Regions from separate parts of the Mus musculus genome. Here regions 1 and 2 are each linked to region 3. Evidence: chromatin loops called from intact Hi-C (ENCODE). Cell type or tissue: heart. All regions are shown on one strand.

What was found. A loop is a pair of places that touch in the nucleus more often than their neighbours do. Peaks named below come from ENCODE experiments on the same cell type or tissue, not always from the same donor. Only the 100,000 strongest peaks of a DNase experiment are listed, where the experiment ranks them.
Region 1: it touches region 3 in a loop (2.1-fold over the local background); 3 of 42 quality-filtered maps call a loop at or near these places.
Region 2: it touches region 3 in a loop (3-fold over the local background); 2 of 42 quality-filtered maps call a loop at or near these places.

The regions. Positions count from the first base shown.
Region 1 is chr15:79,547,876-79,555,875 of GRCm38, reverse strand. No RefSeq gene overlaps it. Among named protein-coding and RNA genes, the nearest start is that of Ddx17, 5.1 kb to the right of the region's middle. In heart, no CTCF peak of the experiment used is centred here; no DNase peak of the experiment used is centred here; H3K27me3 peaks cover 2,459 bases.
Region 2 is chr15:79,721,765-79,729,764 of GRCm38, reverse strand. Sun2 (Sad1 and UNC84 domain containing 2) reads left to right here. Exons shown (of 18, transcript NM_001205345.1): 10 at 207-284; 11 at 689-732; 12 at 1,184-1,349; 13 at 1,681-1,902; 14 at 2,165-2,249; 15 at 2,599-2,714; 16 at 2,807-2,974; 17 at 3,131-3,223; 18 at 4,205-5,697. The coding sequence ends at 4,318. Among named protein-coding and RNA genes, the nearest start is that of Sun2, 17 kb to the left of the region's middle. In heart, a CTCF peak has its summit at 6,128 (motif pointing left); DNase peaks (open chromatin) are centred at 4,175 and 6,124.
Region 3 is chr15:79,653,512-79,661,511 of GRCm38, reverse strand. It overlaps Fam227a (family with sequence similarity 227, member A), which reads left to right and starts at 2,556. Exons shown (of 18, transcript NM_029407.1): 1 at 2,556-2,831. Cby1 (chibby family member 1, beta catenin antagonist) reads right to left here and starts at 2,285. Exons shown (of 5, transcript NM_028634.3): 1 at 2,219-2,285; 2 at 1-141. The coding sequence starts at 65. In heart, a CTCF peak has its summit at 3,471 (motif pointing left); DNase peaks (open chromatin) are centred at 2,301, 2,631 and 3,481; H3K4me3 peaks cover 2,173 bases; H3K27ac peaks cover 1,559 bases.

The DNA.
Region 1 (8,000 bases), 110 kb after region 3:
TAGAATAGGGAACAAAATACCCTGAAAGGAGTTACAGAGACAAAGTTTGGAGCTAAGACAAAAGGATGGGCTATCCAGAGACTACCCCACCCGAGGATCCATCCTATAATCAGCCACCAAACCCAGACACTATTGCATATACCAGAAAATTTTTCCTGAAGGGACCCTGTTATAGCTGTCTCGTATGAAGCTATGCCAGTGCCTGGCAAATGCAGAAGTGGATGCTCACAGTCATCTATTGGATGGAACACAGGGCCCCCAATGTAGGAGCTAGAGAAAGTACCCAAGAGCTGAAGGGGTCTACAACCCTATAGGTGGAACAACAATATGAACTAAGCAGTACCCCCAGAGATCATGTCTCTAGCTGCACATGTAGCAGAAGATGGCCTAGTTGGACATCATTGGGAAGAGAGGCCCCTTGGTCTTGCAAACTTTATATGCCCCAGTACAGGGAAACGCCAGGGTCAAGAAGTGGGAGTGGGTGGATAGGGGAGCAGGTTGGGGGGGGGGGGTACAGGGAACTTTCAGGATAGCATTTGAAATGTAAATAAAGAAAATATCTAATAAAAAAATTAGGTTTATTTCTCTCATACAGAAAAGAAACATTAGAGCCAAGCACAGGGGCACAAGCCTGTAATCCCAGCACTTGTCTTGAAGCTGAGGCAGAATCACCAATTCCAGACTAGTCTGAGCCATATAACAAGACTAAGCCAGGCATGGTGCACACGACTTTAATCCCAGCACTCAGGAGGCAGAGGCAGGTGGATTTCTGAGTTTGAGGCCAGCCTGGTCTACATAATGAGTTCCAGGACAGCCAGGGCTATACAGAGAAACCCTGTCCCCAAAAAAAAAAAAAAAAAAAAAAAAAAAAAAAAAAAAAAAAAAAAAAGGACTCTACTTAAAACAACAACAAACTAAAAGAGAAGGTAGGCCGAGGCAAAGCGGGCAGACACACTGAAGTGGTTCCAGTCCTTCCTCAGGGCCCAGGCTTCTGTTCTGACCATCTTAGCACTCCATCTAAGGCTGGGACTTCATGTTAGGAGAAGAAAGATAAAAGGGCAAGAGGCAAAATATAGGTTTCTTCCAGCAGTCAGTTCCTAGGAAGCAGCTCTCCTCCCCAGCCTGGTCCTTACATCACATTTGCCACAAACGCTGGGCTTGGTGGCGCACACCTTTAATCCCAGCACTCGGGAGGCAGAGGCAGAGGCAGGCGGATTTCTGAGTTCGAGGCCAACCTGGTCTACAAAATGAGTTGCAGGACAGCCAGGGCTATACAGAGAAACCCTGTCTCGAAAAACAAAACAAAAAACAAACAAACAAAAAAATACATTTGCCACAAACATCTGCAACGTTGCCTTCTGTCCTGGACATTAGGAGGCCCAGCTGCCATTGTTATTAAGGAGAAAGAAACTTGTATTATTTTTTTCTGTGCTCTCTCTCTCTCTCTCTCTCTCTCTGTGTGTGTGTGTGTGTGTGTGTGTGTGTGTGTGTGTGTGTGTGTGTGTTTGTGTCTGTGTGTGTGTGTGTGTGTGTGTGTGTGTGTGTGTGTGTGTGTGTGTAAGTCTAAGGGCAACTTTGCTGAGTTGATTCTCTGCTTCTGCCATTTTCCGTCCTGGGATGAACTCTGGGTTATCAGGACGTAGCTGCAAGCACCTTTATCCACTTAGTCATCTTGCTGGCCGAGAAAAATGGTTATTAGGGAAGCACTGAGCTGCTTACCTTACAGAGCTTCCGATTTTGTGCTGTCCAGGGAGAGCTGTTTGGATGCTCCCCTCCCTTTAGCAGTAGATGAGGGCATCCTTTTTTGTTAGTTAATTTTAATGAGGAAATGTGTCATCTTGCATCAGAAGTCCAAAAGTCAACGGGTTTAGGGTCAAGTGCTTGAGTCCTCTTTATCCACACTGCCCTGGTTTTACTCCCTCAAATTTCCCTTCCTGGTCAAAAGTGGCCATAGCAGTTTCACTATCACATCCTATAGTGTCTGGAGAAAGACAGAAGGGTCTTTTCTTAGAAAGAAACAGCTGCTACAGTACTGCATAGCCAGTGAGGGAGCTGGCTAGAGGGTCTACGATTCTCCTGTACCCGGAAAGTGACCTGGATGATCAAAAAGCTGGGACCTCGCTCTGCAATGCTCTCTCCCTCAGTCATTTAACCCAGAGCAGGTTAAATAGAGTATGCACATACTTATCAAACTTCTGCTGGGCTTCCAGTGGCCTGGGAGATGGTGTGGTAGGGGATATACAAGGCCCTGGAAGTCCCTGGAGTGTGGCTCCTTGCACTAGCTGAGCTGAGCCCTTTTCTGGAATGGAGCTTTTATAGTCCAGAGCCCAGCACAATCGGTCATCTGATGCCCTCTTCTAGGCGTTCTGGGCACTTCACACTTGTGGCAGACATAGATCCAGGTAAATCCCTCAAACACATAAAAATAAACTAAAAAAGGACTGAAGAGATGGCTCAGTGGTTAAGAGCACTGACTGCTCTTCTAGAGGTCCTGCGTTCAATTCTCAGCAATCACACAGTGGCTCAAAACCATCTATAATGGGATCCAATGCCTTCTTCTGGTGTGTCTGAAGATAAGGACCGTGTACTCATATACATAAAATAAATAAAACTTAAGTTATTTCTGGAGCCTCCCAGCTAATATCTTTGGACAAGCGATGTCTCTGACAACTGAAGCTAAGGTGAGTACAACATAAGCTCATGTATATTTGAAGCCCAAGGACTGAGACATTAATTATTGTATGGAGCCAAGGACATCCATACAGGTAAAATCAAACTACTTAGAGCTTTGCCTTCCTTCCATTTTGCTGAGAACATTGAACTAGTTTTTTCCCCCTCTGTTCAGTTTTTAAATAATTCTGTGGTGGAAGGGATTGAACTGAGGTCTTAGGACATTTTAAGCAAGCACTCTATCATTGAGATATACCCTCAATGTGCTGTGTGTGCGCTCTCTCTCTCTCTCTCTCTCTCTCTCACACACACACACACACACACACACACACACACACACACACACACACACACAGAGGATTTTACAATGAACCCCATGCTTGTTAGCTTGGAGCTCTCTACACTCCTGCTTCAACCTCTCCAGTGCTGGTGGAATTTTTAGTCACAGAAAGGTATTTCCTGCTACTTTGACTTCTTTGCTTTTCTAAGTGCCTCTGCACCTGTCACGTAGACACTTCATGACAGAGCCCACAGTGGAGAAATGTTTTCGTCCTTTTTACGTGGGATGGCACGTTGTGCCTAGGGTCATGCAGGAGGAACAACAAATGGCTTTAGACCTGTGGAATTTGGCTCAGTGGTTGGCCACAGCCTCGTGGATGAGCCTCAGTGCGGGATAACCCTGAGGGCTTCATGCTGTTGTGGAGCTCTGCTCTGCCTGTGGCCCTTACATCCCTCTTACTCTAAGAATTGTATGAAAACCCTAAGCTCTGATGTAGGGAACAATCTGAAGTCCAGAAAGACACACTTAATAGTTGAGCTAGGGACCGTCTGTGGTCAGGGAACAAGAACAATGGCAGCACGGGCTGGCGCGACTCTCACTGAGGCTGGCCTGGTGATGATTATACCCATTTTGCCCTCAGCTTCCTGATATGATTAAGAATTGCAAGCCGGGCGTGGTGGCACACACCTTTAATCCCAGCACTTGGGAGGCAGAGGCAGGCGGATTTCTGAGTTCGAGACCAGCCTGGTCTAAAGAGTGAGTTCCAGGACAGCCAGAGGAACACAGAGAAACCCTGTCTAGAAAAACAAACAAACAAACAATCAAACAAAAAAACTTACCTGCTTGCTTACCTTTGTTAATCTATAACAAGCTACTTACTTACAAATGTATGTGGCTTCTTGGAAATAATTTGTTTTCTTTTTTTTTTTTTTTTTTGGTTTTTCAAGACAGGGTTTCTCTGTGTAGCCCTGGCTGTCCTGCAACTCACTTTGCAGACCAGGCTGGCTCGAACTCAGAAATCTGCCTGCCTCTGCCTCCCGAGTGCTGGGATTAAAGGCGTGCACCACCATGCCCGGCCACATTGTACTTTTATATTGCTCGAAAGATTTTGCTGGGATATATGTTATGGAAGAAAAATTTAAGTGTGGGGGCTAGAACATTGTTCCTTCCATCCATCAACTGTGTATATGTATGTATGTGTGTAAGGTTTGTGTAAATGGGGGTTGGAGTTTGCTCCATCAACCAATTATGTGTATATATGTATATGTGTGAAATGCTTGGAGCCTGCTTGCCAGAGCTTTGCTCTTTGTGTATATTTTTGTCTGTAGGTCTGTATGTATGCATTATGTATATATTTGTATGTATGTACCGGACCTGCCTTTTGTTTCATTCACTCAGTGTGTGAGAATGTGTGTGTATGTGCGTGTGTGCGTGTGTGCGTGTGTGCGTGTGTGTGTGTGTGTGTGTGTGTGTGTGTGTAAGAGAGAGAGAGAGAGAGAGAGAGAGAGAGAGAGAGAAAATTTTCTTCCTTTCCTTCTCTTTCTCACGGGCCCCAAAGAGTTAAAAGAGTTCATAGTTTTTCTGATGGCCACAGGGTGTGCCAGCCCCAGTAAATTAAGCTTTGTTCCCTCAGGGAAATGTCTGCTGAGGTGCTTCTAACCTCTGGCTGCCAATTGCAGCAGCCCATTAGGTATCCTGATCCACCCCCATCAGCTGCCCTAAGCACTGACCCCCAACAACTGCCTACCTCCATTTACCCACCACATGGATGACAAAGCTGGTGACTGGCAGTGCCAACCAACATCACAGTCATAGCCATATTGCTATGAGGGAGTTTGTATGAGGGTGCAAGCTGTAAGACTTAGGTTCCCAGAAGTCTCTGCTCGTTTGCCCCTCATGCATTACAGTTTGATGGCACCTGCTTCAGGTCATTGTCTGCAAGCATATCCATCTTTTCAACCTTTTGGGGAATGAACCAGCTCATTAGAAAACCCACACAAGAAGCCAGGAGTGGTGGTGCACACCTTTAATCCCAGTACTGGGGAGGCAGAGGCAGGTGGACCTCTGTGAGTTTGAGGGCAGTCTGAGCTACAGAGTGAGTTCTAGGACAGCCAGGGCTACAATCCTGTCTCTAAAAACCAAAATACCAAACAAACAAAAAAAAAAACCCACCCCACATAAGTCTCATAAAGACAAAAAAAGAGACGCTGTGTTTCACACATAGATAAATTTAATGATGGAACTGCAGAATTATAGAAACCAGATCAAATGTCCATACAGGCTGGGTGGTGGTGGCGCACGCACACCTTTAATCCCAGCACTTGAGAGGCAGAGACAGGCGGATTTCTGAGTTCGAGGCCAGCCTGGTCTACAAAGTGAGTTCCAGGACAGCCAGGGCTACACAGAGAAACCCTGTCTCAAAAAATAAAAAACAAAAAACAAAACAAAACAAAAAAACCCAAATGTTCATACAGAGTATATTCAGCTCACAGCCAAAAATTTTCAACAATAAAACCTTATCATTTTTAATTATGGTAAAAAAGTACATGTCTCCTAGTGGATGAAAGTTGTCTGAGTATGGATTTTTACTGTTACATTCAGACAAAAATATGGACAGAAGGAAAGGTTTGTTGGCAGGGAGAGCCTACAGAGGTAAACAGGAGAAACCATGAATGGAAGGAAGCATCAGTGAGGTGGACTGCTGCTTCCTGAGATTTGCTTCTAGGACAGCATGGTGTCCCGCTGGAGACAAGGAGCAGTGTCTGGAGACAGTGTGTCATCACTGAGGAGAGCCACAGGCATCTAGAGCTCCAAGGTGAGGGCTGCTGCCTTACAGTTCTATGTACTGAATGTGTGATTCCCGATGAGCTGTGTAACCTGGACCTCAGCCTTCTCATCTGTAGAGAGATGTCAGCAGCTAACAATGAATATAATAAGTGAGGCCCTCCCCTAAGTGTAGTCCACTGGCTTTCCCCAGCATCCCGTTAGGAGATCCCTATTGTTTTGTGGGATTAACCGATGAACTAAAATAATGAAAACTCTTAGCACATGCCTCGAACAGTGAGTGCACACAACAGCTGTTTCCTAGATTTAAAGAGGGAGGGGAGGTGGACTGAGCTAAGCACGTTTTCACTAATGCCAAGAGTTTGGTTTCCTTGGTCTCCGACCTCTTTATCGAGTGGAACTCTGTGTTTACAAAAATCCATAAGCTTTGGCACTTGCCAGACGGCTAGTTAGTTCAGAGTGAGCACTATTCTTCCAGAAGACCAGAGTTCAGTTTATAGCACCTACCCTCACAGCAGCTCACACCTGTAACTCCAGTCCTGGAGATCTGACTCCCTCACAAAGACTTGCATGCAGGCAAATGTCAATGCACATAAATTATAGACAGACTTTATCTGGGTGCTGACAGTGCACACTTAGAGGGGGTCGGCATCTCTGGCCTTCATTCTCTAGATGTCTCCCTCCTTTATGTCATGACAGTAAGAAGGCTGGTTACCCAGTTTTTCTTCTTAGGGGTACCGTCTCTGGTTAAAAAGAAGCAAATGCAGAAAAGATGTATTGAATGTGGTTAGATAGGAAAGAAGGGCACAGAAATTCAGTGTATCTTCTCAAAGTAGCCACACTGAATACATTTTCCTTTTTTTTTTTAAATGGGTTTTAATTGTTTTTTTTTTAAAGATTTATTTATTTATTTATTTATTTATTTATTATATGTAAGTACACTGTAGCTGACTTCAGACAATCCAGAAGAGGGCGTCAGATCTTGTTACAGATGGTTGTGAGCCACCATGTGGTTGCTAGGATTTGAACTCCAGACCTTCAGAAGAGCAGTCGGGTGCTCTTACCCACTGAGCCATCTCACCAGCCCACATTTTCCTTTTTAATGATTCATTTGTCCCTTTTGACTTCTTCGGGATGGGTGCCTGTCTTAGTTAGGGTTTTACTGTTGTGAACAGATTCCATGACCAAGGAAACTCTTATAAGGACAACATTTAATTGAGCTGGCTTACAGGTTCAGAGGTTCAGTCCATTATCATCAAGGCAGAGCATGGCAGCATCCAGGCAGCATGGTGCAGGGTGGGCTGAGAGTTCTACATCTCATCTGAAGGCCGCTAGGAGAATACTGACTTCCAGGCAGCTAGGGTGAGAGTCTTAAGCCCACGCCCAAACACAGTGACACACATACTCCAACAGGGCCATACTTCCTAATAGTGCCATTCCCTGTGCCAAGCATGTACAAACCATCACAGTGCCTAACTTGTCTTCTTAGGGTATAGACTGTTAACACCTCCATACATTATCCATTGTCTCCTAGGGAACACCAGGAACCACTCTTAACCTTTGGTTCTCCAACCACCAGCAAATCACTGGCTCCAGCCACACAACTGAACCATTTCTCTCAGCAGTAATAACCTGCACCAAGTCCCACCATTTCCTGCCTGGACTTCAGTACCCAGCCACGTCCAAAGGGTCTCACACTGTAGCTCTGTCTGTCTTACTATGTAGACCAGACTGGCCTAGAACTCAGAGAGACTAAAGAAAAGAGACAGTACACTGGGCCTTCACTAGATTAACTGTTCCTGCCTTAGCTGCCTCTCAGTTGATTCTCTGCACTGCAGTCAAAGGGGTCCTTCTTTATGCCGCTACTTTAAACCAGACATTTTCACCTTCAAGGAAACCAAGCTCTTTAAGTAGCTTCCATCTTCTTGGACTCAGGCTTTGCATAATTGATCTTCCCCCTTGGCAGCAAGGACCTTAGTTGAGACCTCAGCTCAAATGTCATTTGATAGATGGGGGATGCCTTCTGAGAGCACCCGATGTCATCCCGTTTCCTCAACTTGTCTCTAGCCCCTTTCTTGTTTTTGTTTCTTTGGTGTTTGTTGGTTGGTTTTTGAGAGAGGGTTTCTTTGTGTCACCCTGGCTATTCTGGAACTCACTTGGTAGACCAAGCTGGCGTTTAACTCAAGAGATTCACCCACGAGTGCTGGAATTAAAGTATGGCCTTCCCTTTAGTGTTTTTTTGCTGTTGTTCTTGGAGGTGCTGGGT
Region 2 (8,000 bases), 68 kb before region 3:
CCCTCTTGGTGTGGTGGTGCACACCTTTAATCCCAACACTTCACTTAGGTAGAAGCAGGGAGATCTCTGAGTTCAAGGCCAGCCTTGTCTACAGAGGGAGTTCTGGGATAGTCATAACTATATAGAGAGATGCTGCCTCAAAAGAAAACAAGAAGAAGAAGAAGAAAAAAAAAACACCCAAAACAACCAGTCCTCATATCTGGTAGGAAGAATTGGCTACCCTGAGGGCAGAGCATCACCAAGACTCGGAAGATCTCTTCAAGAAGATCGTCCAGGCCTCTCAGGTCAGTGGGCTAGGCATGCAGCCCTGCACTGGGATCTCACCCAATTACATCTGTCCTTGGTTCTACCATGGATACTGCTGGGATGTTGAGTAGAGGGGGGTGGGATAGTCTCATGCCTTCTCTGGGGCCTGAACTTGCCTTGGACAGACGGTCCACAGTGACCCCGGGATGTGCATGGTGCAAGGGTGGTGTCTGTGCTGAGTGTGTTGTGCTCAGTGAACATAACCTAGGTGGGAATGAGTCTGATAAGGGCTGAGACTCACAGGACTTCCCCTGCTTTGATCTTTGCTGAAAGCGCTGGGGCACCCGTTCAAGGTCGTGGTTAAGCAAACACTCCCATGTAGAACTCTCAGACTTCTCTGAACTCATCTTGGCTTATTCTTGCCCTTTCTTGCTGCTCTTAGGAGTCCGAAGCCCGAGTCCAGCAGCTGAAGACAGAATGGAAAAGGTAATGGCAGCCACCTGGCCATGGCCTGCTCTGCCACCCCGTTAGGGTTCTGCCTGGTTGACTGAGACTTAGCTTAGGATCCTGCCTATGGCCTCTACGGTACAAGGCAGGTTGGTAAGGCCTTGGGGAGGCAGGGACAGGCACGGCAGTGAAACTGGAGCCTGTGGGCTGGTCTTTTCTGTATGCCTTCTGCTCTTATGACCTAGATGTGAAGGCATGGCAGGCTGTGGCATTGTGAACTGTGCTGTCCAAGCCTACAGAGAATCAGGTCAGAATTAGCTGTGAGACAGGCAAACCCAAGCTCCTGGGCTGTGTTCTACTGCCAGACTCCAAGGGCAGCCCTGGCACTTCACACACAGTGATGGGCTTCCAGCTTATGACAGGAGTCAGTCAGGGGTCCCTCATCCTTCCTCAGTGTGGCCTTACCTTGCTTCCCTCCATCTGGAACTAGCATGACCCAGGAGGCCTTCCAGGAGAGCTCTGTGAAGGAGCTGGGACGGCTGGAAGCCCAGCTGGCCAGCCTGCGGCAGGAGCTGGCTGCCCTGACTCTGAAGCAGAACTCGGTGGCAGATGAAGTGGGCCTGCTGCCACAGAAGATCCAGGCTGCCAGGGCTGATGTGAGCGGGAAGTACCCAGAGCCCTACTAATCACCTCCCCTCTGAGACCACCTGCCTGGGAGGGGGCATCTGTCAGCTGGAGCAGCGTCTTTGGCCTGTTGTTCTAGAGGCGCATGCATGGCTGATCTGATGCAGGCCTAGGCTCTTGGGGAAAATGCTTTCCAATCCCAGTCTCTGTTCCCTGGAGAGTTCCTAGCCTCTAACACCTCTCTCAGGGGCTCCAGCCTTCCCTTCCAGCTCTGCTTCCTCCTCCAGTGACAGCCCACCCACCCTGTCATAGCTGCCCCTGCCATTAGTGCAAGCTTCTGAGTGACACTGCCTTTGTCTGTAGGTGGAATCCCAGTTCCCTGACTGGATCAGGCAGTTCCTTCTTGGAGACAGGGGTGCGCGCAGCGGGCTCCTGCAGAGAGATGAGATGCACGCTCAGCTGCAGGAGCTGGAGAACAAGATCCTTACCAAGATGGCTGAGATGCAGGGCAAGTCAGCCAGGGAGGCCGCAGCGTCCCTGGGACAGATACTGCAGAAAGAAGGCATAGTTGGGGTGACAGAGGAGGTAAGGGATGACTGTTCCCCCAACACGCTGCCTCTCCCCTGGAAGTCTCACACTGCCAGCTCTTCATGTGTGTTAGGACATGATAGACCCTCCTGGCTGGAGGTTCAGGTGTAGATTCTGGGCTCAGTGTGTGTGGGTGGTGGAATGAACAAAGCCTGCTTGGGTACTACTGGTGCCAGTTCAGCAGGGCCAGTTCATGGATATGCACGCAGTACCTGGTATGCCCCAATCACATCCCATGTCTGCCTGGGGCATGTTTTAGCAGGTGCACCGGATCGTCAAGCAGGCCCTGCAGCGCTACAGTGAGGACAGGATTGGAATGGTGGATTACGCCCTGGAATCAGGAGGTGTGTGTGCCTTCACCAATTCACCGTATCCTGGTCCTTACACTGGCGAGGCCCCAGGTCTGCCAGGCAGCACAGTGCTAAGCACACAAGGCTTGACACCAGCACAAACTAGACTCCCATCCAAGGCAAGGGTGGCTGAGGGAAGCCATGAGCCAGAGTGGACCCCTGGCTGGGAATGGCTCTGTGAGACTAGGTTAGAGCTAAGGGGTGGGCCTGAGGAACTTGTTCCCATGCTCTCTAAGGCAGGCAGTAGCAGTCTCTTCCCTGGCCGCCTTTTTAGTCCTGGAACCACTACCTGAGTAGTGGGCCAACCCACTTTGAGATTTAAAATCGTTCTTTCCTGTGACAGGAGCCAGTGTTATCAGCACCCGCTGCTCTGAGACTTATGAGACCAAGACGGCACTCCTCAGCCTCTTTGGCATCCCCCTGTGGTACCACTCCCAGTCACCTCGGGTCATTCTGCAGGTGGGCACTCTAAACACAGTGGGGGATGCCCGTCTCAGTCAGCCACAGATGGATTAGAGGCCCTGTTCTGACATGCCTCCCACCCCCTCCAGCCAGATGTGCACCCAGGCAACTGCTGGGCCTTCCAGGGGCCCCAGGGCTTTGCAGTGGTCCGCCTCTCTGCTCGAATCCGACCTACAGCCGTTACCTTAGAGCACGTGCCCAAGGCCTTGTCACCCAACAGCACTATCTCCAGTGCTCCCAAGGACTTCGCCATCTTTGTGAGTACCTGATCTTCAGTGGGCTATGTGGGGTCTTTGCTGAGAGTCACACTGAGGTGGCTCTGGCAGTGAGAGGTTTAAAAGAGAGCCAGGGAGAGACCATGATGTACGAGGGAGGTGGTCCTCCCTGACTCCTCCCTGTCTGCTTTTCTGTAGGGCTTCGATGAAGACCTGCAGCAGGAAGGGACACTTCTTGGCACGTTTGCCTACGACCAGGATGGGGAGCCCATCCAGACCTTCTATTTCCAGGTACAGGGCTGTGTGCTTGTGGGATGGTGCCTCACACTCCCAGTCAACAGTAGACATCTTCTAGGATCCAGTATTTGCACTACCCGGCAGAGGAATCAGGGATGGGCCTATCTTCCTACCCTGCCTTACTTCAGGGTATAGGGTGGAGATGACCCTCTCCTGTCAGTGACACAGATGGCAGCATCCAGAGCTTTCTGATCAGGGGCTCCGCCGAAGTGAGTTTTATTAAGGAAGGGTTGTGACAAGGAAGTGACTGCGAAGGGTGTTCAAGATGATCAATGTGCAGAGAGCTAGGGCCTCAGGGAGGGCACATGGGTGTCAGATGTCCTAGTCCTCTTAGAGGCAGATTCTGGAGCTAGGAATATAGGTCAGTTCATTTTAATTCATTTTGTTTAACTTTATTTTGTGTGTATGTGTATTTTGCTGGTATATATGTCTGTGTGTCATCTGTGTACTGGTGTCCTAAGAGGCCAGAAGAGGGCTTTGGATCCCTTAGAACCAGAGTGACAGACAATTACAAGTTGCCCCATGTGAATGCCAGGAATTGAACCTGGATTACATGGAAGAGCAGCCAGTGCTCTTAACTGAGCCAGGTCTTCAGTCCTATAACACGATAGCTTTAAGCAGAGCATACAGGCTAGACACTTGAGAAAAAAGCAAACAAGCTTCCTATGACCATTCTATGCACTGATAATGCTAACCATGACTGGGGATGAATTCTTAGATGAACTACAATTCACATATGGCCCAAGGGCTGCCTCACTGAGGGTGGTGACCCTTAGGAACCCCAAAGTCCCCAAGGGCCTTTGGCCTGGAAACTCTGTTCCAGGAAACAGAAACTTTAGAAATTCAGCTTTTTGTTTTTGTCATGAGCTCCGGGGCAGGAGACCTCTGGCTGCTGGACTGGTTCCCTGCCCCACCCCTTCTGTTGCTGAGGTGTTAAAGCACTCTGTGACTCTGAACCCCCTCTCTTCTCCCTAGGCCTCTAAGATGGCCACATACCAAGTTGTGGAGCTTCGGATCCTGACCAACTGGGGCCACCCTGAGTACACGTGTATCTACCGCTTCCGGGTGCACGGAGAGCCTGCCCACTAGTCTTCTGAGATCTTGGGCCTGTTGCTAGCCACGTGGGAAGCTCATCTTTCCCAGCATCTACCCTGCTCTGAAAATAGGTGCCCAGCACCCCACCGCTGCCTGCACATGCTTCTTAGCGCTGACTTCCAGGAGCAAGAGTGAAGAGGCAGCACGTAGAACTCCCTGCATAAGCCAAGCCACCAGGCTCCTATGCCTCTCTTAGTCTTCCCCCTAGAGCTAGGCGCCTACCAGGTGTATATATGTAGCATACTTTGGGGGACTGCGATCAGAAGTGAGGTGGAGGGACTGGCACCGGTTAACTCCTGGTAGGTGCCAAAGCCATGGGCATACCAAGCCAGAGCCCCAGGGATAAGCTGGGGGGTCTTGTGGCCTTTAGGACAGTGCTTAGCACTGTGCAGCTGGGACTGTCCCTGGCAAGTGCCTGGTAAAGGACACCGAGGCTGCTGAGCTCTTCCAGCATGGAGGGTACCATGGCCCGTAGGAGCCTGGGGTTCCTAGCAAACGGGAGGAAACCAGCTCCTGTGTGCCTCTGACGACTGTTGTCTGTGCCAACCTAAGAGATTCCCAGTGCTGGGACCACTGCTTTTTTTCCTGATGTGGGGTGAGGGTCTATTCTGTTTCCCATTCCTGCTGCATCCTGCCTGTGCCCCACAGCAAGCTTTCCACCCCCCAGGGAGGACCCAGCCCTGGCTTTGGGGCTATTCTGCAGGGTTGTCTAGAGGAGTGGGGAGATGACTTTGGGGGTTCTCCTGATTCAGTGCCAATAGCCACAGTGTGGCTCAAGATACAGGTAGAGGGGCTACACTAGCCCACCCCATTTAGAGTGGTCCTGTCTACTCTACAGCAACTCTCTTGGGCTCTCAGCTCTTGCTTACACTGCTTCCTTTCTGGCCTCTATGGTGGCAGTTAGATGGGGGCTGGGAGAGAGGGAGGGAGGGAGGGAGGGAGGGAAGGAGGGAGGGAGACATTAACTTGTGTGGAGAGGAGGAAGAGGCTTTTAGACTCAACGGCTGGCCCTGCTGTATTATATATAGAATTCTCAAGGTCTGTTTTTTGTTGTTTTGTTTTTGTTTTTAACTGAAAAAGCCACAGGCTTGATTTCTAGCCCCATTCTGAGGGGCACCAGCTGTTACCCAGTTTCTAGTTCCTGGCTCTTGAGGGGCTTGGTCCTGCCTGCTCTATGGAAGGGGCCAAGAGGAGCTGCAAGGCAGCCCGGTTAGTGTTCGGGTGAAATGGCAAGTTGTACAGCCCCCTCGGGCTTGTTTTGTGCTCTCCTGTCACAAATGCTGCACTGTTGATTCTTTCAAAACAAAACGAAACAAACCTCTCCAGTCTCTAATTTATGCCTATGCAAAAAATAAAGGATGCCCAGGATCATTGGAGTGTGCTTTTTTCTGGTTGTCACAGAGCAACTCAGCTGCTCTTGGGGGATACAAGGGACTGAATTCTTAGCCAAATCACAGTACCTAAAGACTTAGTCCTAATGCTCAGAGACCCAGGCCTTTGTTTAAAAACCATTGGACAAACTTGGAACCCCAGCTAAGGTCCACTCCAGTGTTTTCTGGATTTGAGGGCTGCCAGGAGGAAATGAGATGGCTTTAGGAGCTATCAAGAACACCTCTGTGGAGGAGGAGAAGGAGGACAATGAGGAGGGGGAGAAGGGGAGGGGAGGAAGAGGAGGGCTTTCCTGTCTGCCTAAACTCAGGCAGAGGGCCTCAGGCTGATGGATCTGCCAGGTCCTGGGGGAAACACCCTGATGATGGTTGCCTAGGTTCAGCCCAGGTGATGCTTCACCAAGCTTGAGGCGACTCCTACTGGCCACAGCAAGCATCTTGCTCAAAGCTGGCCCTTGCCATGGCTGAGAAAATAAAAGCAGGAACTGGTCAGCAGTGAGGAAAGGGCACTGGCTAGAGTACAAGGTGGCCCAGAGCTTGGTCCAGAGCCCAGGGACACTAGATCTGTACTCTAAGGGCACAAAACATAAAACAGATATCAGGGGAAGGAGGAGCCCTAGCAAATAGCCCGGTAACTTGTCACATACCACCAGGGCTCAGTGCCTCTGCCCCCTGCCCTGGGTCTCTCAGAGGCTGAGTTTCATGCCATTATCTCCCTAACTCTCCCCGAACGCAACCAAATACACACCTGTACCAGGGGCACAGGCCCCAATGAGCCTGAGCAGTGCTGTACGTGATGTGAGGACCTGGCCACCTCCATCCCACCCCACCCTGCAGCCTCAGTTCTAGAAAAGATGTTGTACACACAAGCTGCACATACAGAAGGCTGGGCCTTACACTTACCACTTACGAGGCTGACAGATTAACATCTTTATCCTTTATCGACTACAAACGGGCTGGTATTTTCTCTAGATGGAGAGCTGAGAGGGCTGAGTTCTGCAGGGACCTTTATAGTCCATACTGACCACAGTTCAACACTAAATTCAGTCAGCTCCCGTGGCCATATGCAGATCTACCTCCCTGAGGGGCAGAGTCCAGACTGGTATGGCTCCTGAACACAGTTTTAGTGACCACTAATGCTGACAGGGCACGGTTAAGTTCTACTGTGGCCAATGTTGTAGGAAGTCACAGCTGCCACTGTGCCATGCACCACCATGCTAAGGCCCCCTCACTACAAAGGCACCAGCCTAGGTGAGCCAGCGCCACCAAGCACAGGTAAAGAGCTGGAGGGAGAGGACTGGCCCCTAGCTGGGCAAGGCTGTAGGGCAATGCTGTAGGGCAAGGCTGTAGGGCGAGCAGGAACGAATGCCACAGCACAAATCCCTTACTTGAGCTTCAGTGTCCTCTTCCTCGGAGATGGCAGCAGTGACCGTCCAGTCCAGCATCACCACACTGCCTTCTGTCTGTCCAGCCCACCCATAGCATCATCACACTGCCTTCCACCTGTCCAACCCACCCACAGCATCACCACACTGCCTTCAGCCTGTCCAGAGCACCCACAGCATCACCACACTGCCTTCAGCCTGTCCAGAGCACACACAGCATCACCACACTGCCTTCAGCCTGTCCAGAGCACCCACAGCATCACCACACTGCCTTCAGCCTGTCCAGAGCACACACAGCATCACCACACTGCCTTCTGCCTGTCCAGAGCACACACAGCATCACCACCACACTGCCTTCTGCCTGTCCAGAGCACACACAGCATCATCACCACACTGCCTTCTGCCTGTCCAGAGCACACACAGCATCACCACCACACTGCCTTCAGCCTGTCCAGCCCACCCACAGCATCACCATGCTGCCTTCAGCCTGTCCAGAGCACACACAGCATCACCACACTGCCTTCAGCCTGTCCAGAGCACACACAGCATCATCATCACACTGCCTTCAGCCTGTCCAGAGCACACACAGCATCACCACACTGCCTTCAGCCTGTCCAGAGCACACACAGCATCATCACCACACTGCCTTCTGCCTGTCCAGAGCACACACAGCATCACCACCACACTGCCTTCTGCCTGTCCAGAGCACACACAGCATCATCACCACACTGCCTTCAGCCTGTCCAAAGCACACACAGCATCATCACCACACTGCCTTCTGCCTGTCCAGAGCACACACAGCATCATCACCACACTGCCTTCAGCCTGTCCAGAGCACACACAGCATCATCACCACACTGCCTTCAGCCTGTCCAGAGCACACACAGCATCATCACCACACTG
Region 3 (8,000 bases):
GAGAGAGAGGCCGACTTCCGAGGAGGGGTCTTCTTTGGGCTGAATATGCTGCCAAAGAGAGGCATCCCTAACTCAGTGAGGAAACGCCAGCACTTCCTTCTCCTTCCTGACCCAGCGAGAAAACACCAGCACTTCCGTCTCCTAAAGTCAAACAGATCAGCGACCTCATTTCACTGTTCTCTATCCATTAGAACATCTTACACCTTGATGATTGCCAATTACCGCAGTACCTACTGGGAAGAGTTATCCATTTATACAGAACAGCAAAAGAAGGCTTGAGGTCCTAATAGTTCTGGAAGGAGCTTCCATGTGCTGGGTGCTTCTTATGTGCCAGGCAGTATAGGCTAAGGCCTTTGCATAAACCCATTTCACTCACAACTGCCCCTCGACATGCCTCTCCTAGTCACCCCATTTGGAAAGCCAAGGTCTTTGGTGGGAACGGGCATTGGAACCAAAGTTTGTGTGGCTTCACAGTGATGCTAACCTCAGGCAACTCTGTCACGAGTTGGCCTCGCCAGCATCACAGTGTGGAGCCAGGGAGGAAATTTCTACCATTCCCGTTGGCCAGTAAGAACATCACCAAGTACGGGAACTTCAGCCTGGATGGCATCCTAAAGCCATGAAGCGACACCCGGATTTCACTCCCGGATGCAGAGCGGTACTTATCACAGTCTCGATAAGTATCACGACACTCACCGGCACACTAGCTTTAGTCACAGCACAACGTCCTGCAATGCTCATAAAATCAGTAACATCACTTAGGCTCGGGGAAGAGGTCAGCTTTTTAAATAAAACAAGTAGAGAGAAGTCATAAAACCACAAGGCTTCATGGTACATTTTTTTTTCCAATTATGTGTTTATGTGCTGAATGCATGCATATGTGCAGGTAGGTGTGTGTGTGTGTATCCACTTTATTAATATTTGTGTGCAGATTCGGAGTCTGGAGGGGGGACGTCAGGTGTCCTGTTGCATTCCCTTTAGATGGGGTCTCTCACTGAACCTGGAGCTAGACTGGCGGCCAGCGAGCACAAGCAATCCTGTCTCCGCCACCAACAGTGTTAGCATTGCAGGGGTCCGAGCTTGTAGCAGGCTTTTTTTTTTTTTTTTTTTTTGGTTTTTCGAGATAGGGTTTCTCTGTGTAGCCCTGGCTGTCCTGGAACTTCACTTTGTAGACCAGGCTGGCCTCGAACTCAGAAATCCGCCTGCCTCTGCCTCCCGAGTGCTGGGATTAAAGGCGTGTGCCACCACGCGCCGGCTTGTGGTAGGCTTTTAACTGAGATGTTGGGGACTTGAATCCATGGTCTCACACTTGAGCAGCAAGTACCCACATTCACTGAGCCTTTTCTCTAGTCCCCTTCACAGATTTTTTTTTTTAAACACACACACATACACACACCGTTCAAGGTATCCTAGGGTTCTTTAGGGAAGCTCTCTCATAGAAGACTATGGGCCAAGAAAATTAAAGGTTTGCACTTGGTTCCCAACCAACCCTGTTGCTCACCCTCTGGGGAGTCCAACGTTTTATCATCCCCCAAGGGCCTCAAAGGCTTTGTTTGCTGTTGTTTTTAATGTGTCTGAGTGTTTTGCCTGGGATACCATGGTCGTGCCTTGTGTCTGCAGATTCTACAACTAGAGTTACTGGCGTTTGTGAGCTGGGAATCGAATCCCAGTTCTCTGCAACAGCAACCAGTTCTCTGAGACTCTGATCCATTTCTCCGGCCAGTGACGTCCCTTATTTATAATCACGAATGATAACAGCCTGCAGCTCGTAGGTTAAGAGTGCTTTCATGTTTACAAACTGTTGGGACATTTGATGCTCACCATGACCCTGAGAAGTAGATCAAATTGTCCCCCTTTACAGGGAAATGCACTTACTGTGCGAAGCTTTAGTTTGCATCAGGCTATAAAATACATTCTCTTCATTCTGACAAAAAATAAAGGAAGGAAGCATCTTTGGTTTTCACTGGATTCTCAAAGGGAAAGGTGTCTCGAAAAAGTTAAGAGCCAGCCAGTCTCACGGGTCACAAAACCCAAAGAGTTCTGTACGGGTTAGGAGAAGACCTTCAAAGGATGGGGTCAAAACACCATCTCCGAGTCTCCGTCGCAAGAGGTGCCCGCGGAGCATGCCACGGTCCAGCCTGCCCGCTTCTCCAGGGGTACCCGGGCATCCCACCCACCACTACTGGCACGGATATCCGCCCGCCGCTCCCAGAGGTACCTGTCTGCGAAGCCGGAATCCCGAGCTAGCCTGCAGCTTTCTGCAAGGATCTGCCCAGGCCGCGTCAACCGCCGCGACCGCGATTGGCCGGCGCCGGGCAACCATCGTGCGCATGCGCAGCCTCTCTGGCTTCTACCACTGAGAATGCAGAGGGAGCCAGCTCCGAGACGAGCCTCCGCGAAGCAGCGGAGCCCCTGCGGACTCTCTAAGGTTCACGAATAGAAGAAAGCCTTGGGCACGACTTCTGGAGATACACACATGCCTTGGGCACGACTTCTGGAGATACACACATGCCTTGTGGCATAGGCTGGGAGAGGCATGACCCCCTAAATACGTTGGTCTGGTCCCCGGGTCAGCGCCGCCGTCGTCATAGTAATCGTTTTCCTTGGCAACAAAGCAGGCCGAAAGCTGCTTTGTTGTGTTAAAAATGTTAAGTGGTGACCCAGGCTGGACTCACAGTAGCAAAATGGACCGACCTGCAGCTCCCCCGCCCCGGCCACAAAGCAAACCGCGCCCCTTGGGCCGCGGATGCTGGCGGACATCCGGAGCTTGGTCCGGTCACTGGAGGGGCTGGTGGCGGAACCCGCCCTGACGCTTCTGCCGAAGCTTTCAGGTAAGACAGACGGACAGATATGACGACTCCCTGCCAGTAGCAAACTGGCTCCTGCCAGTCTTGCCTCCTCCACACTCCCACAAGCAAGGGAAACTGAGGTCCAGGGAAGGTTGCCCAGTGTACAAGGGGTAGAGAACTGGAGAGTCAGCTCCAGGATTCCTCAAGTCCTAAGGACATTGTAGCTCGGTTTGGTAAATGAAGAAATGGCCATCCAGGAGGCGTTTCTTGGCTGCCTAGTGGGTGTACGAGGTCATCCCACCATAAAGGACAGGACCCAGCTCCAAGCAGTCTTCCTCCACCTTTGCCACACAGCGTTCGAAGAGAGAATTCCACATCAAAATCAACCATATCTAGTGTAGCAACCGCTACAGAAACATAAAGCAGAACACATTTGAAAGTTGCGATCATTCTAGAAGTTTTTTTGTTTGTTTGTTTGTTTGTATGTTTGTTTGTTTGCTTGTTTGTTTTTTTCGAGACAGGGTTTCTCTGTGTAGCCCTGGCTGTCCTGGAACTCAGTCTGTTGACCAGGCTGGCCTCAAACTCAGAAATCCGCCTGCCTCCCAAGTGCTGGGATTAAAGGCGTCCGCCACCACCGCCAGGCTCTAGAAGCTTTTTGATATTAAACCTTGTGCGCCCTCTACCGGTGCTATCCCCGAAGCACCTTTCGTATTTTGAGATAAAGTCTCCCTGGGTACTCCTTATCTCATCCTCCTGCCTCAGCCTCTCAGTGCTGGAATTACAGACACACACCCAGCCTGCCTTCAACCCCTACCCTTTTGCTTTGTTTGTTTTTTTTTTTTTAAGATTTATTTATTTATTTATTATATGTAAGTACACTGTAGCTGTCCTCAGACACTCCAGAAGAGGGAGTCAGATCTCGTTACGGATGGTTGTGAGCCACCATGTGGTTGCTGGGATTTGAACTTCGGACCTTCGGAAGAGCAGTCGGGTGCTCTTACCCACTGAGCCATCTCACCAGCCCCGCTTTGTTTGTTTGATATTTGAGACTGGGGCTCAATATGTAGTTCTGGCTGCTCTCCCAACTTACAAAAGTCCTCCCGCCTCTTTCTCCAGAGCGCTGGGATTAAAGGCTAGTGCTCCATACCCGGCCCTAGGCTTTTTAACAAGTCAATTCAAAACAGATTAAATTAACTTGACTATTGTTGCACTTAACTCGGTTTGTCCAAAATACGAATAAACAAATATTTTAAATTTTTACCATGTATTGGTTATTAATTTCTTTAGTCACGCTAACCAAATTTCAGAACTTTTGTTTTGGTGTGTGGCTAGTGGCCGTGGGGCTGGGCAGCATCCAGGAGTGTTTTCCTTCCAGCCTCGTTGCCCTCTGTCTGGGAGCTGTTTCTTCTCCCCATCAGCCAGTTAACTCCTGCTCTTCCTTCAGCACCTTGACCTCCGTAACTAGGTCAGAACAAACTGTTGCAGCACTTCAGAGGCAGAGGCAGGAGGAGCTCTGTGAGTTGGAGGCCAGCTCGGACTACATAGCAAGTGCCAGGCCAGCCAGGGCTACGTCATGGTGAGACACTGTCTCAAAAACAAAAACAACAACAACAAATACCCAAAACCACACTGTCACCTCATAACCCTATGTACTTTCTTTGGAAGCAGTCATGAGTTATATAATTCATCATTACATACAGAATTTTGATGAATTATACTTTATAATTATGTACTTATTTTAATTTTACAAGTCTACCTCAATAGCCCCACTAGGGCTATGGATCCAGTCTGGCTCAGTTTACCATCCTGTGCCCAGTTGGAGCACACTTTTTAGTCTGTGGGAAGTCCTCAGTAAATAGTCACCGAGTGGCTCGACGTTGATGGTGACGGAGGACCAGTACCGCAGTCTGCATTTCACATGCTATCAAATGCTAACTCTGAGCAGGGGATCGGCAGTCCCAGCTGCCACAATGCCCCAAGGGGAAGGGCTCCTCAGCTCCCACGCATCCACCCCCAGCACTTGGCACAGTGCTTGCCATAGCGCGGCTTTCAATGAAGCTTGCTTTCCCTCCTCTGCAGACAACGGCAGTAGAAAGCTTACCGGGCCCCAGAGCACACGTATCCTTAAATGGTAGGAGGGAGAATTCAGCCCGGAGCGATGTGTGTATTTTAAACATTCCTCTTTAGAAACTACTCAGTTGTCCCATTAGGTGTGAGTAATAGCATTCGGCTAAAGCTGGAAGCTTCCTGACAGCATCATCAGAGTCTAGAACATAGTGTAATTTTCCAGCCATTCTGGGGAATGGGTAGGAGGACAAGGAGAAGCCCTGAGATGCACCTGCCTCTTCTCATCTCCTGCTGCTTGGCCTGTGAGGGTAAGAGCAGGAGGCAAGAAACGGTACTGGCCTGGGGTCTGAGTCAGCCTTTCCTTCCACCCAACCAACTTGGAGCAGTACAGGGGTCGGAGATGGAGGGATATCTGCAACCACAGGGCCGCAGAGTAGTGATCAGAGGGAGATATGAAGGCAGTTTGGTTCAACAGGACTCAGTAGCTGGTGTCCATTCAAACTTAGAATCTGACCCTGAATAGTTTATTTTAGGCATCTTTGTACACAGCACAATTTGTTTAAAAAAAAAATCCTGGTGATAAATAGCTCAATCCCATGTGCATAGCAAGGCTTAAGGTAGGATATCTCAAAGTAACGTACAAAGCAAAGTACAGGTGAGATCTTCCATAAAGATGGGTTTTATGGATAACTGGGAAAACAGGCTCAAGATAAGGAAGTCTTCTGGAAGACTAGTCTATAGACGACTGAAACAGACAAGGTCAAGAAAGGGTCTGGGGGAATCTCTGTGGTCTATGGCCTGGTCACACAGTTAGCACTAAGGTCACCATGCTAATGAACTAACTATACCAGTGCCTTCTGGGTAAGAAAACAGGTTATATACATTTCTCCCTTTGAGATTTATTTTATGTATGTGAGTACACTGCCACTCCCTTCAGACATACCAGAAGAGGGCATCAGATCCCATTACAGAAGGTTGTGAGCCACCATGTGGTTGCTGGGATTTGAACTCAAGGCCTCTGGAAGAGCAGTCAGTAGTTTTTTGGTTTTTGGTTTTTTGGTTTTTTCAAGACAGGGTTTATATATAAAACCTCTGTCTATAGATAGACATATATATGTCTATATATAGCTCTGGCTGTCCTGGAACTCACTCTGTAAACCAGGCTGGCCTCGAACTCAGAGATCTGCCTGCCTCTGCCTCCCAAGTGCTGGGATTAAAGGCATGCACCACCACGCCCGGCTGCAGTCAGTAGTCTTAAGCCGCTGAACCATCTCTCCAGCACACATTTCTTCCTTTGAGGAGACCATCTCTTTCCTAGCTTCCCTGGAGCTTATCTGTGAGCACAAGGACCTCTGTGCTTCCTACAGTCTGTGATAGACAACTTCTTCCAAGAACAAACAAGTCTGGAGTGATGTCTCTAATCCTAGTGATTCCCTGCCCCCACCCCAAGTAATTGTTATGATGGAGAAAGAAGTCATTCCAGTTCAGGTTTTCTTTTTTGAGACAAGATTTGGCTGGGTACCCAAAGCCTGCCAATTTTATTTAGTAAGTGCTGAGACAGATGAAAGTAGATACAAGAATCTTGGTTCTGGTGGCCTGGGATAATTCTAGGTCTTTCAAAAGAGGATGCCTTACCCCAGGGCCAAATCCATTCAAGGACCCTCATGTGCAGAGGCATAGGGGCATTGCATGACCCGGCCAGCTAGATGGCTCAGCAGGCGCAAGTGCTCACCACGTAAGCCTGACGACCTGGCCTCTATCTCTGGACCCGGGTGGCAGGAGGAAACTGACTCTCTGAGGTTGTTTTTTTCTGATCTCCATGTGTGCCCGATGGTCATGTGCTGTCCCCATTAATAAAAATATTTATTTATTCTTATTTATTTATTTATTTATTTATTTATTTATTTTGAGACAGGGTTTCTCTGTGTAGCCCTGGCTGTCCTGGAACTCACTTTGTAGACCAGGCTGGCCTCGAACTCAGAAATCCGCCTGCCTCTGCCTCCCTAGTGCTGGGATTAAAGGCGTGCGCCACCATGCCCGGCAAAAATATTTTTTTAAAGAGCATATCATGTTAGGAAACCGGGACAAGTCCATGAGCCAGGCCTCTGGATGTGTGGCTGGGGAGAAGAGAGTGGAGAGGAAGAGTGTTTTGGGAGACCAGGGTGCAGGAAGGACCACAGTTGAGGAGACCTGGGTTAGTGTCTCCCATGAAGCTCCATCTTGCTCCTCTCCTGTGAATGAGCCGCTTGAGGCTAAGACCTAAGGCCCTGGCCTTCATTATCGCCAGGTCATTTGCATTAGCGAGGGAGATGTGCTGTAAAGTTGGGCCCAGGAGACAGGCCAGAGCACCCCAAAGCGAGGGACGAAGAATAGTGATGGGGCCAGTTTTCTGAGGAAACAGAAAGCCCTTGAAGGCTTGTGCTGAGGCGATGGACTGTTGTCCTGCGATTACAACTCCTGAGAGTTAGAAAGCGTTGTGGCTTACACGTGACAGGGCAGGAGACTGCATAGGCTCCTCTGTCTTGTATTCTTTTTGAGGCCATTTCAGGTTCAACTACAATCTGATCTCCTTGATGGAGAATCCCATGAAAAAAAATGCCCAACCCTAGTCTAGGAGCCAAAGGGAGTGATGTCCTAGCTAACATAGCCTCTGTCAGCCTCTAGGCAAGTTACCGCTTGCTTCTATGAAGCCCTCCCCCCGCCCTCCGCAGCACACACACACACACACACACACACACACACACACACACGCACTCAGACGCTCACACACTCACACACACACGCTCCCTCACACACACAAGCTCACACGCTCCCTCACACACACACACACACATGCTCACACACTCACATGCTCACACACACACACATATGCTCACACACTCACACACACACGCACACACACACACTCACACTCACTCAAATTACATGCAATTTGAAATCCTGTTAAGAATAAGCTTTCCAGGGCTGGAGAAGTGGTTAAGAGCACTGACTGCTCTTCCAGAGGTCCTGAGTTCAAGTCCCAGCAGCCACATGGTGGCTCACAACCATCTGTAATGGGATGCGATGCTCTCTTCTGGTGTGTCTGAAGAGAGTGACAGTGTACTCACATACATTAAATAAATAAACAAACAAATCTTTTTTTAA